Linked DNA regions of Homo sapiens: all the other regions are linked to region 1. Evidence: chromatin contacts called from ENCODE Hi-C or POLR2A ChIA-PET data. All regions are on one chromosome and are shown on one strand. The core of a region is the stretch at or near the end of the contact, and the rest is flanking DNA. Distances in the headings are between cores, read along the strand shown. Region 1 holds the start of HCP5 (HLA complex P5). Region 2 holds the start of HLA-B (major histocompatibility complex, class I, B). Region 3 holds the start of LTA (lymphotoxin alpha).

Region 1 (3,711 bases), core at 1,146-3,645:
CCTAAGGGCCTGGAGTAGATGTGCCTTCACTGCATCTGGCAAAGTTGGAGCTAACATTGAATGCAGCTGTATTGCCTGGAAGCCAGATAGCCAACCAGTTCTCTGCCTGAATAACCCTAACCTCTATGAACTGGAATGGACTGATGGGAGACACTCGCTGTTACTAGCATGGTATAGCTCCCTGCATAGGCCAGCACAGCAGGAAAACCTAATGTCCCTTCCAAAATGAGAAATATTTGGTATAAATGCAGAAGAGGAAGAATAGTAGCTGAGGTGAAATGAATGAATAAATGGGGTATGTAATGAGGAAAATCCAATATAACATGATCTCCTCAAAAGAGGTATAAACAAATGATGATATTGTCTTTTATCTCATTTTTACCAGATGTCTGAAAGGTTGAAGCCGTATGTTGCTGAGACCATTGCTATTTTTGGACTGCAATGGGCGAATTGATAATGACTAAACAGGACTCTGGTAATGGGCCAGTATCTTTTTACTGCTATGATTCTTCTGCTATAGGAGATCTGTGGTTGGCCAAGCAAAGGGGCTCACATTTATAATTTCACCACTTTGAGAGGCCATGGTGGGAAGATTGCTTTTGAGGCCAACAGTTGCAGAACAGCCTGGGGCACATAATGAGACTGCATTTCTACAAAATATTTAAAAATTAGTCAGCCATGGTGGTGTGCACCTATAGTGCCAGCTGCTCAGGAGACTTGAGGCGGAAGGATCACTTGAGTCCAAGAATTTGAGGTTACAGTGAGCTATGATTGTGCCACTGCATTCTACCCTGGGCAACAGAGCAAGACATTGTCTCTAAAATAAAATAATAAATAAATAAATAGAAATTATAAGAAGAAATAATGTGGTTAAAGACCAGGAAGTGATCTGTGATCCAATAAATATATTTGGTCTTTGCCCCTAGTCCCTGACAGGCAGGTCCTAAAACGCTTGCAGTCCCTCAGTGATAAGCATGATTTTAATATGGCAATGAGATGACTATGGGGTGAGGGGCTCCTAGATAGTTTCAGGATGGAGGCTGCTTGCCAGAAACACCAGCTGTGATTAGAGGATTGGAACTTTCACTGCCATCCCCATCCTCTGGGGAAGAAAAGGGGGCTGGAAGTTGAGCTCAGTCATCAATGGCCAATGATTTCACCAATCTTGCCTACACAATGAAACTTCCATAGACACCTCTAGACAGTGAGTTTTGGAGAACTTCCCAGTTGGTGAGCACATCCGCATGTCCACGTGCTGGGAGGACGGCACACCTCATCTCCATAGAGACAGAGGCTTCTGCGCTTATATCTTTCTGTAAGGCAGACACCCTTGTTTCTAGGAGGGACCTAGGGTGGACTGTGGATTCTTTCTCTGGGGCAAATAAAAATGTAGAATCAGAAAATTCAGGCACTTTGCACTCCTCATGGGACACTCCAGCAGCACTCACGTGACCATCCTGAGAATGGACAGGACACCTGAGGTGGGGAAGGGAGCACAGAACCCAGACACCAGCCTGGACACAGGCACCTGGGATAATCTCCTATTCCTTGGAAAGTTCCAGTATCTGAGGGAGGAACAGTGACTTCTGGTCCTGACCTGAGTGGAGACCGAGGGACTCAGAAGAGCTGGAATCAGACCCCCACACACACTGAGTATGAGTCAGAGAACAAGGCCTGAGAGAAAAAGTCACAGTGCCCAAGACTGCTGCAGGGGTCAAAGGGGACTGCTGATCAGTGTTCCAGGGATTTGCTCCAGATTAATCTGAGTCATGGAAAAACTGCCTTTCTTTTGTTTCTAAACAAATACCTGCAAAGACAAAAGACCACATAAATCCCCAGGTGCACAACTTTTTCAGATTTAAAGAAAAAACAACCCCCGTCTTTCCCTCCATTCCCAGGAGAAGCTCACTCTGTGGCATCAAGCTGCCTGGGTGAGCTCTCTTCTAGAAGAGTCCAGGGGGACAGGCAAGGAATGGGAGGCAGGAAGTCCAGTTCAGGGAGGGGGATTCTGGGATGAAAAGTGAAGGGAGAGGGACTGAGCCCATGCTGAGGGTTTTTCTCTGGTTTCTCAGACAGCTCCGGGGCCAAGATTCGGGGAGACATTGAGACAGAGCGTTTGATATAAAAGAAGGGGGTAAGAGCCAAGTCCCAGGGCCCGGAGCTTGGCTCTCTGGGCTTCAGGCCCCGAGGGCGGTGCCTGGGATGGGCCGGCTCAGCTTTGGGGTTTCCCGAGCTCCGCTCTCTCTCTTCCACCTTTCCCAACCTGTGTCAGGTCCTTTTACCTGGATACTCATGATGCGGCCTCAGTTCTCACTTCCATTGGGTGTTGGGTTCCTAGATCAGCCAATCAGTGTCGCCGCGGTTCCTGGTTCTAAAGTCCTCGCCGGCCCACCGGGACTCAGATTCTCCCCAGACGCCAAGGTTGCGGGTCATGGAGTCCCGAACCCTCCTCCTGCTGTTCTCGGGAGCCGTGGCCCTGATCCAGACCTGGGCAGGTGAGTGCGGGGTCGGGAGGGAAAAAGCCTCTGCGGGAAGGAGCGAGGGGCCCGCCCGGAGGAGTAAATCTGCACATATATTTAATTACAGATTACAATTACAATCAAGGCAGAAATGATCTCATTTTTACATTACAACTCTGGAAAAGGCAATAGACTGAGATGCAAGTGTGCCCCCAAGTGATGGGCAGAAGGAGAGAAGGTGTTTTGGATGCATTCTAGAACACAGGTAATCTAAGGAGAGTTGATCAAGGCCGTGGAAGAGTCCTCCAGCCACTATTGGCCATCAAAGGAGTCCTCTGTGTCCCAGGAATGGTCCTGCTTTGGTGTCCCTGGTGTGACCCATCACCCGCTGGGAACAGCCTGAGAGAAGTAGGGCCTCTGCACCAATGCTGCTGAGGATGTCAGAGCACAGGAACGAGGCCTTGGGAAATTACCTGGAAATGCGACTGAAATCTTCCTTCCTGAGGGGTCTGGGCTCTTGGAAATCAAACCCTCTCAGGTTGGGTGGCTGGACGATTCTCCTCACACTTACAATGGGACAAGGGGAACCAGGAGGCCCCCAAGGGGATCCCTGGGTTCCACACGAACTCCTCCTACCCTCATTGTGTGACAGCAGCCATGCCTCCTCCTGGGGATCAGGATCTATTACCTGTGCCTGGAGAGGAGGGGACTCCTCTTCTCACCCGCTGGTCTCTGGACACATACTGTCCAATTCCCCTGTGGCAGCTGTAATGTGTAGTTCAATGGGCACTCATTTGTCCCCTTTTAAGGGTACCCTCCTTTAGAATCCAGGACCTTCTACCCTGCAGAGTGTGGTTTTGGGAGAGAAGTGCAAAATCCCACGACAGGTGAGTTGAAGGAATGGGATATGGAGCCACATCCACTTCCACCCCTTGGTATCTGGACCCACGTGTTCTTCCTACTGAGATTACAGAACTGTAGAGATGTCTTTGATTTTTAAAATGCACCATGTCCTGAAAGATGGCACCCTCCCACCCGCAGAGTGCTTCCTGCAAGCTGGCGTTGAGCTGTGCCTATAGAAGCTCTTTTCAACATTCTTTATGGCCAGCAGCCCTTGGTTGGTGCAGATGGTGATAGGACCAGTGGGTCCCACAGCATGGCCACACTGCACCTCCTTCGCTGTCAAGTGGGTCCCCCACGAAGATACTGCACGGAGAGCAGTGCCAAGCCTGTGGATCAGGAATATCAACAG
Region 2 (3,384 bases), core at 885-3,384, 110 kb before region 1:
TGGGGCTTGAAACCCCCAGTGGGACAAGAAAACCCAGACCCCACCCCTCACCCCTTCCCTACCTGAACTCTTCCTCCTACACATCACAGCAGCGACCACAGCTCCGATGACCACAACTGCTAGGACAGCCAGGCCAGCAACAATGCCCACGATGGGGACGGTGGACTGGGAAGACGGCTCTGGGAAAGGAGGGGAAGATGAGGGGCCCTGACCCTGCTGAAGGGCTCCTGCTTTCCCTGAGAAGAGATATGACCCCTCATCCCCCTCCTTACCCCATCTCAGGGTGAGGGGCTTCGGCAGCCCCTCATGCTGTACATGGCATGTGTATCTCTGCTCTTCTCCAGAAGGCACCACCACAGCTGCCCACTTCTGGAAGGTTCTATCTCCTGCTGGTCTGGTCTCCACAAGCTCAGTGTCCTGAGTTTGGTCCTCGCCATCCCGCTGCCAGGTCAGTGTGATCTCCGCAGGGTAGAAACCCAGGGCCCAGCACCTCAGGGTGGCCTCATGGTCAGAGATGGGGTGGTGGGTCACGTGTGTCTTTGGGGGGTCTGATGGGAAGAGTCAGAAAATTCAGGCGCTTTGCATCTTTCATGGGACACCCTAGGACCACCCATGTGACCAGCCTGAGAATGGACAGGACACCTGGGGTGGGGAAGGGGCACAGAACCCAGACACCAGCCTGGACGCAGGCACCTGGGATAATCTCCTATTCATTGGAAAGTTCGAGTCTCTGAGCGGGGAACAGGGACTTCTGCTCCTGATCTGAGTGGAGGTAAAGTGACTCAGAAGTGCTGGAATCAGAGCCCCAAACACACTGAGTGTGAGGCAGAGAACAAGGCCTGAGAGGAAAAGTCACGGTTCCCAAGGCTGCTGCAGGGGTCAAAGGGGACCCCTGATCAGTATTCTAGGGACTGTCTTCCCCTCCATTTCCTCAGAGACGTCATTCCTTAATTGTCTAGAGAGAAGAGGGGGCCCTCAGAGGAAACTCAGGAAAACTCATGCCATTCTCCATTCAACGGAGGGCGACATTCTAGCGCTGATCCCATTTTCCTCCTCTTCTCGTGGGAGGCCATCCCCGGCGACCTATAGGAGATGGGGAAGGCTCCCCACTGCCCCTGGTACCAGCGCGCTCCAGCTTGTCCTTCCCGTTCTCCAGGTATCTGCGGAGCCACTCCACGCACTCGCCCTCCAGGTAGGCTCTCCGCTGCTCCGCCTCACGGGCCGCCTCCCACTTGCGCTGGGTGATCTGAGCCGCCGTGTCCGCGGCGGTCCAGGAGCGCAGGTCCTCGTTCAGGGCGATGTAATCCTTGCCGTCGTAGGCGTACTGGTCATGCCCGCGGAGGAGGCGCCCGTCCGGCCCCACGTCGCAGCCGTACATGCTCTGGAGGGTGTGAGACCCTGGCCCCGGCCCCGCGGTCAGCCCAGTCCCCCGAGCCCCGCCCCGCCCCGACCAACCCGCGGGGATTTTGGCCTCAACTGAAAATGAAACCGGGTAAACGCGCCTGGGGCTCTCGCCGGTCGAGGGTCTGGGCGGGTCCCGCGGCCTCAGGGAGGCGGATCTCGGACCCGGAGACTCGGGGCGACCCGGGCCGTACGTGGGGGATGGGGAGTCGTGACCTGCGCCCCGGGCCGGGGTCACTCACCGGCCTCGCTCTGGTTGTAGTAGCCGCGCAGGTTCCGCAGGCTCTCTCGGTCAGTCTGTGCCTGGGCCTTGTAGATCTGTGTGTTCCGGTCCCAATACTCCGGCCCCTCCTGCTCTATCCACGGCGCCCGCGGCTCCTCTCTCGGACTCGCGGCGTCGCTGTCGAACCTCACGAACTGGGTGTCGTCCACGTAGCCCACTGAGATGAAGCGGGGCTCCCCGCGGCCGGGCCGGGACACGGAGGTGTAGAAATACCTCATGGAGTGGGAGCCTGGGGGTGAGGAGGGGCTGAGACCCGCCCGACCCTCCTCCCGGCGCGGCTCCTCAGGTCCTGCGCCCCCGCCTGCGGTCCCCTCGCTCCTCCCGGCAGAGGCCATTTCCCTCCCGACCCGCACTCACCGGCCCAGGTCTCGGTCAGGGCCAGGGCCGCCGAGAGCAGCAGGAGGACGGTTCGGGGCGCCATGACCAGCATCTCGGCGTCTGAGGAGACTCTGAGTCCGGGTGGGTGCGTGGGGACTTTAGAACTGGGACCGCGGCGACGCTGATTGGCTTCTCTAGATATCCAATACCCAATGGGAGTGGGAAGTGGGGACGCGTCACGAGTATCCTGGAAGAAGGACCCGACACAAGTTGGGAGAAGAAGTGAAACTCAGGGGAGTGGGGAATCCCCAACGCTGCGCCTCCCCATTGCAGACGCGGCCCTCGGAGCCTGAGACCCTGAGAGCCCCGTCCGGGACCTGGGACTTCGTCCTGATCCCTCTTCTCCTACACCAAGCCTCTTTGTCACACTGTCTGCCTGAGTCCTGGACAAGGATCTGTCTGTGGAAACCAGGGAGAGACCCCCAGGCTGCGCCCAGCCCCTTCCCCTTCACTTCTCGTCCTGGAATCCCTGTCCCTGAACTGGACTCCCTGCCTCCCACTCCTTACCTCTCCTCTTGGACTCTTGTGTAGGGAAACTGAGCACGGGGAACTTGATGCCAGAGAGTGAGCTCGCCCTGGGAATGGAGGTGTAGAGACAGGGGTTTTCTCTTTAAACCTGGTGAAGTTTTCTCTGAAGGCACCGCATAGGGATTCTCATAGAGACCAGTTTCCTTTTTGTTTGTTAATACAGTAGGTAGCACAATATTGGTAATCCCTGAATGATTAGAATTCCAATTTGTAAAAGACCTGTGTCAAAACAGCATTACAATTAAACTCTCAAAGCTCCTAAGTTTTACTTTCCCAGACTGTGGATCTGTAACTCTGGGTTGTTGCATTTAAAATTATCTTCATTCCCCACCCTGAGTTTCCCTGTGTGAGTCCAGAACATCTCCTGAATATAAAGAAGCAGGGTTTGTTACTGTCTATTGCAACCGGGAGCCTGTAGTCATCACCTCAAAGTTGCGAGTGCTCCATGCAGTCCCAATGCTCTTCACCGACGCTGAAGCACTGCCTGTTTTCCTGAACTCTGCACATCCAAGCAGTGTGCGTATTTTATCTGAACACTTGGTATTTTTGTAACTCTTTTTTTTTTTAATCATAAGGAGCCAATTAGTTTTTAGGAAGTCCAACAAAATGTATTAAATACCGAATGCAAAGAACCCTCTGCCAGGCTCTTCCACTGCTTTAGAATTCTTTCTCCTGCTCCTTTTCCTCACCTCCTGCCTCTCCAGCCCTTCTGTCTGCCCCTCTCATCCCTCACACCCCCGCTCCCCTTAGTCCCCGCCACCCTGTCACTCCTGAATTGTGGCACTAACACTGTC
Region 3 (3,502 bases), core at 855-3,354, 110 kb after region 1:
GGTCAGGAAGGGATCACCCCTTTCTGCCCCTACAGAAATAATAGCTAAGACTAGTAAAGCATAAAAGGCAAAGGGGCAGGTCCTCAAGTAGAGAAGAACAGGAGAAATAGCTCATACACACCCAGAATGTTACTTACATGTCCCTCCATGTTACACCAAGACCCCTCAGGGACCTTGTGCCTGGGGAGAGAAGTGGTCTGCCCCATGCAACAGTGGGCTTTACCCCGGGTCACCACCAGCCCCAGCTCCAACCCCTCTAACACTCTCCAAGTAAAATCACATCAGTAGCAGTAATAATATTTGAGGTGACAAGTTGGTATTATCTCAAACTTAGGAAAAGTGAATAAAGTCATCTTTAGAAACTGCTTTTTTTAAACCTTGTAACTTGCAAGCTAAGTGAAAATGGGCTCATGTATGAGAATGTTCGTGTTAGACATTTTTTGTGTTAGACAAAAACTAGAAACAAACCAAATCCCCATCAACAGAATATATTAGAATATATTGATACAATAGAATATTACATCATAATTTTTTTTAAAAACATTACTGATACATACAACCACGTATATGAATCTCACAAACATAATGCTGACTGAAAGAAGTCAAACAGAAATGAGTACATTCTGTGTGATTTCATTTATATGATGCCCCAAACCAGGAGGAAATAATCTATGGTGATAAAAGTGAGAGAGTGGTTGGTTATCTTTGGAGGGTATCAGCAGGGAGGGGGCATGAGGGAACCTGCTGGGGACCTGAAAATACGTGGAGCTGGGTGGTGGCTACATACAGATGGAAAAATTCATCAGCTGTACACTTAAGAGGTGTCCACCTCATACCTAAGTTACATATCAATAAAAAGGAAAAAAATTTTGGAAACTTTTTTTTTTTTTTTTTGAGACAGAGTCTTGCTCTGTCCCCCAGGCTGGAATACAGTGGTGCGATCTTGACTCACTGCAGCCTCCGCCTCCCAGGTTCAAATAATTCTCCAGCCTCAGCCTCCCGAGTAGCTGGGACTGCAGATGCGCACCAGCACGCCTGGCTAATTTTTGTATTTATTATAGAGATGGGGTTTCACCATGTTGGCCAGCTGGTCTCAAACTCCTGACCTCAAGTAATCCGCCCACCTCAGACTCCCAAAGTGCCAGGATTACAGGTGTGAGCCACTGCACCAGGCCTGGAACAATTTTAAAATAATGTATTGGCTCTGCAAATGCAGCTTCAGAACAAGTCCCTTAGCTGTCCCCACCCCACCCTAAGTCACCACCCTTAAGCCTCACCCATGTGGAATTCTGAAACTTCCTTTGTAGAAAACTTTGGAAGGTGTCTGCCACATTGATCCTGGAATGTGTGTTTATTTGGGGTTATATAAATCTGTTCTGTGGAAGCCACCTGAAGTCAGGAAGAGATGGAGGGCATCCTTCAGGAGTGAGATGAGACCTCATCATACTTGACTGTCCAGCATCATCTCTGAGTAAGGGGACCAAAAAATTTATCTTCCAAACTAGGACACTTTCAAGAGTGGAAGGGGGATCCATTAATATTTTCACCTGGACAAGAGGCAAACACCAGAATGTCCCCGATGAAGGGGATATATAATGGACCTTCTTGATGTGAAACCTGCCAGATGGGCTGGAAAGTCCGTATACTGGGACAAGTATGATTTGAGTTGTTTGGGACAAGGACAGGGGTACAAGAGAAGGAAATGGGCAAAGAGAGAAGCCTGTACTCAGCCAAGGGTGCAGAGATGTTATATATGATTGCTCTTCAGGGAACCGGGCCTCCAGCTCACACCCCAGCTGCTCAACCACCTCCTCTCTGAATTGACTGTCCCTTCTTTGGAACTCTAGGCCTGACCCCACTCCCTGGCCCTCCCAGCCCACGATTCCCCTGACCCGACTCCCTTTCCCAGAACTCAGTCGCCTGAACCCCCAGCCTGTGGTTCTCTCCTAGGCCTCAGCCTTTCCTGCCTTTGACTGAAACAGCAGTATCTTCTAAGCCCTGGGGGCTTCCCCGGGCCCCAGCCCCGACCTAGAACCCGCCCGCTGCCTGCCACGCTGCCACTGCCGCTTCCTCTATAAAGGGACCTGAGCGTCCGGGCCCAGGGGCTCCGCACAGCAGGTGAGGCTCTCCTGCCCCATCTCCTTGGGCTGCCCGTGCTTCGTGCTTTGGACTACCGCCCAGCAGTGTCCTGCCCTCTGCCTGGGCCTCGGTCCCTCCTGCACCTGCTGCCTGGATCCCCGGCCTGCCTGGGCCTGGGCCTTGGTGGGTTTGGTTTTGGTTTCCTTCTCTGTCTCTGACTCTCCATCTGTCAGTCTCATTGTCTCTGTCACACATTCTCTGTTTCTGCCATGATTCCTCTCTGTTCCCTTCCTGTCTCTCTCTGTCTCCCTCTGCTCACCTTGGGGTTTCTCTGACTGCATCTTGTCCCCTTCTCTGTCGATCTCTCTCTCGGGGGTCGGGGGGTGCTCTCTCCCAGGGCGGGAGGTCTGTCTTCCGCCGCGTGCCCCGCCCCGCTCACTGTCTCTCTCTCTCTCTCTCTTTCTCTGCAGGTTCTCCCCATGACACCACCTGAACGTCTCTTCCTCCCAAGGGTGTGTGGCACCACCCTACACCTCCTCCTTCTGGGGCTGCTGCTGGTTCTGCTGCCTGGGGCCCAGGTGAGGCAGCAGGAGAATGGGGGCTGCTGGGGTGGCTCAGCCAAACCTTGAGCCCTAGAGCCCCCCTCAACTCTGTTCTCCCCTAGGGGCTCCCTGGTGTTGGCCTCACACCTTCAGCTGCCCAGACTGCCCGTCAGCACCCCAAGATGCATCTTGCCCACAGCACCCTCAAACCTGCTGCTCACCTCATTGGTAAACATCCACCTGACCTCCCAGACATGTCCCCACCAGCTCTCCTCCTACCCCTGCCTCAGGAACCCAAGCATCCACCCCTCTCCCCCAACTTCCCCCACGCTAAAAAAAACAGAGGGAGCCCACTCCTATGCCTCCCCCTGCCATCCCCCAGGAACTCAGTTGTTCAGTGCCCACTTCCTCAGGGATTGAGACCTCTGATCCAGACCCCTGATCTCCCACCCCCATCCCCTATGGCTCTTCCTAGGAGACCCCAGCAAGCAGAACTCACTGCTCTGGAGAGCAAACACGGACCGTGCCTTCCTCCAGGATGGTTTCTCCTTGAGCAACAATTCTCTCCTGGTCCCCACCAGTGGCATCTACTTCGTCTACTCCCAGGTGGTCTTCTCTGGGAAAGCCTACTCTCCCAAGGCCACCTCCTCCCCACTCTACCTGGCCCATGAGGTCCAGCTCTTCTCCTCCCAGTACCCCTTCCATGTGCCTCTCCTCAGCTCCCAGAAGATGGTGTATCCAGGGCTGCAGGAACCCTGGCTGCACTCGATGTACCACGGGGCTGCGTTCCAGCTCACCCAGGGAGACCAGCTATCCACCCACACAGATGGCATCCCCCACCTAGTCCTCAGCCCTAGTACTGTCTTCTTTGGAGCCTTCGC

The links. A loop is a pair of places that touch in the nucleus more often than their neighbours do. ChIA-PET counts read pairs that join two places held with the same protein, here RNA polymerase II (POLR2A). Pooled maps may share reads with other maps.
Region 2: a loop to region 1 is called in a pooled map, with 9 times the contacts of the local background. The contact joins the promoter of HLA-B here to the promoter of HCP5 in region 1. A Hi-C loop is called at or near these places in 7 of 50 pooled maps. POLR2A ChIA-PET finds 5 or more read pairs at or near these places in 3 of 52 experiments (Caco-2, GM12878 and activated B cell).
Region 3: a pooled map shows a loop between it and region 1 (3-fold over the local background). The contact joins the promoter of LTA here to the promoter of HCP5 in region 1. A Hi-C loop is called at or near these places in 5 of 50 pooled maps. POLR2A ChIA-PET finds 5 or more read pairs at or near these places in 2 of 52 experiments (CD4-positive, alpha-beta memory T cell and activated CD4-positive, alpha-beta T cell).

The regions. Positions count from the first base shown.
Region 1 is chr6:31,460,785-31,464,495 of GRCh38, forward strand. It overlaps HCP5 (HLA complex P5), which reads left to right and starts at 2,396. Exons shown (of 2, transcript NR_040662.1): 1 at 2,396-2,495; 2 at 2,587-3,711. It also overlaps the pseudogene HLA-X. RefSeq lists enhancers at 1,691-2,890, 2,168-2,462.
Region 2 is chr6:31,355,045-31,358,428 of GRCh38, forward strand. It overlaps HLA-B (major histocompatibility complex, class I, B), which reads right to left and starts at 2,135. Exons shown (of 8, transcript NM_005514.8): 1 at 2,042-2,135; 2 at 1,644-1,913; 3 at 1,123-1,398; 4 at 273-548; 5 at 63-179. The coding sequence starts at 2,114. MIR6891 (microRNA 6891) reads right to left here and starts at 272; the gene lies at 180-272. RefSeq lists an enhancer at 1,578-2,201.
Region 3 is chr6:31,570,185-31,573,686 of GRCh38, forward strand. It overlaps LTA (lymphotoxin alpha), which reads left to right and starts at 2,105. Exons shown (of 4, transcript NM_000595.4): 1 at 2,105-2,262; 2 at 2,550-2,657; 3 at 2,744-2,849; 4 at 3,097-3,502. The coding sequence starts at 2,559. LOC100287329 (a long non-coding RNA gene) reads right to left here and starts at 2,519. Exons shown (of 2, transcript NR_149045.1): 1 at 2,399-2,519.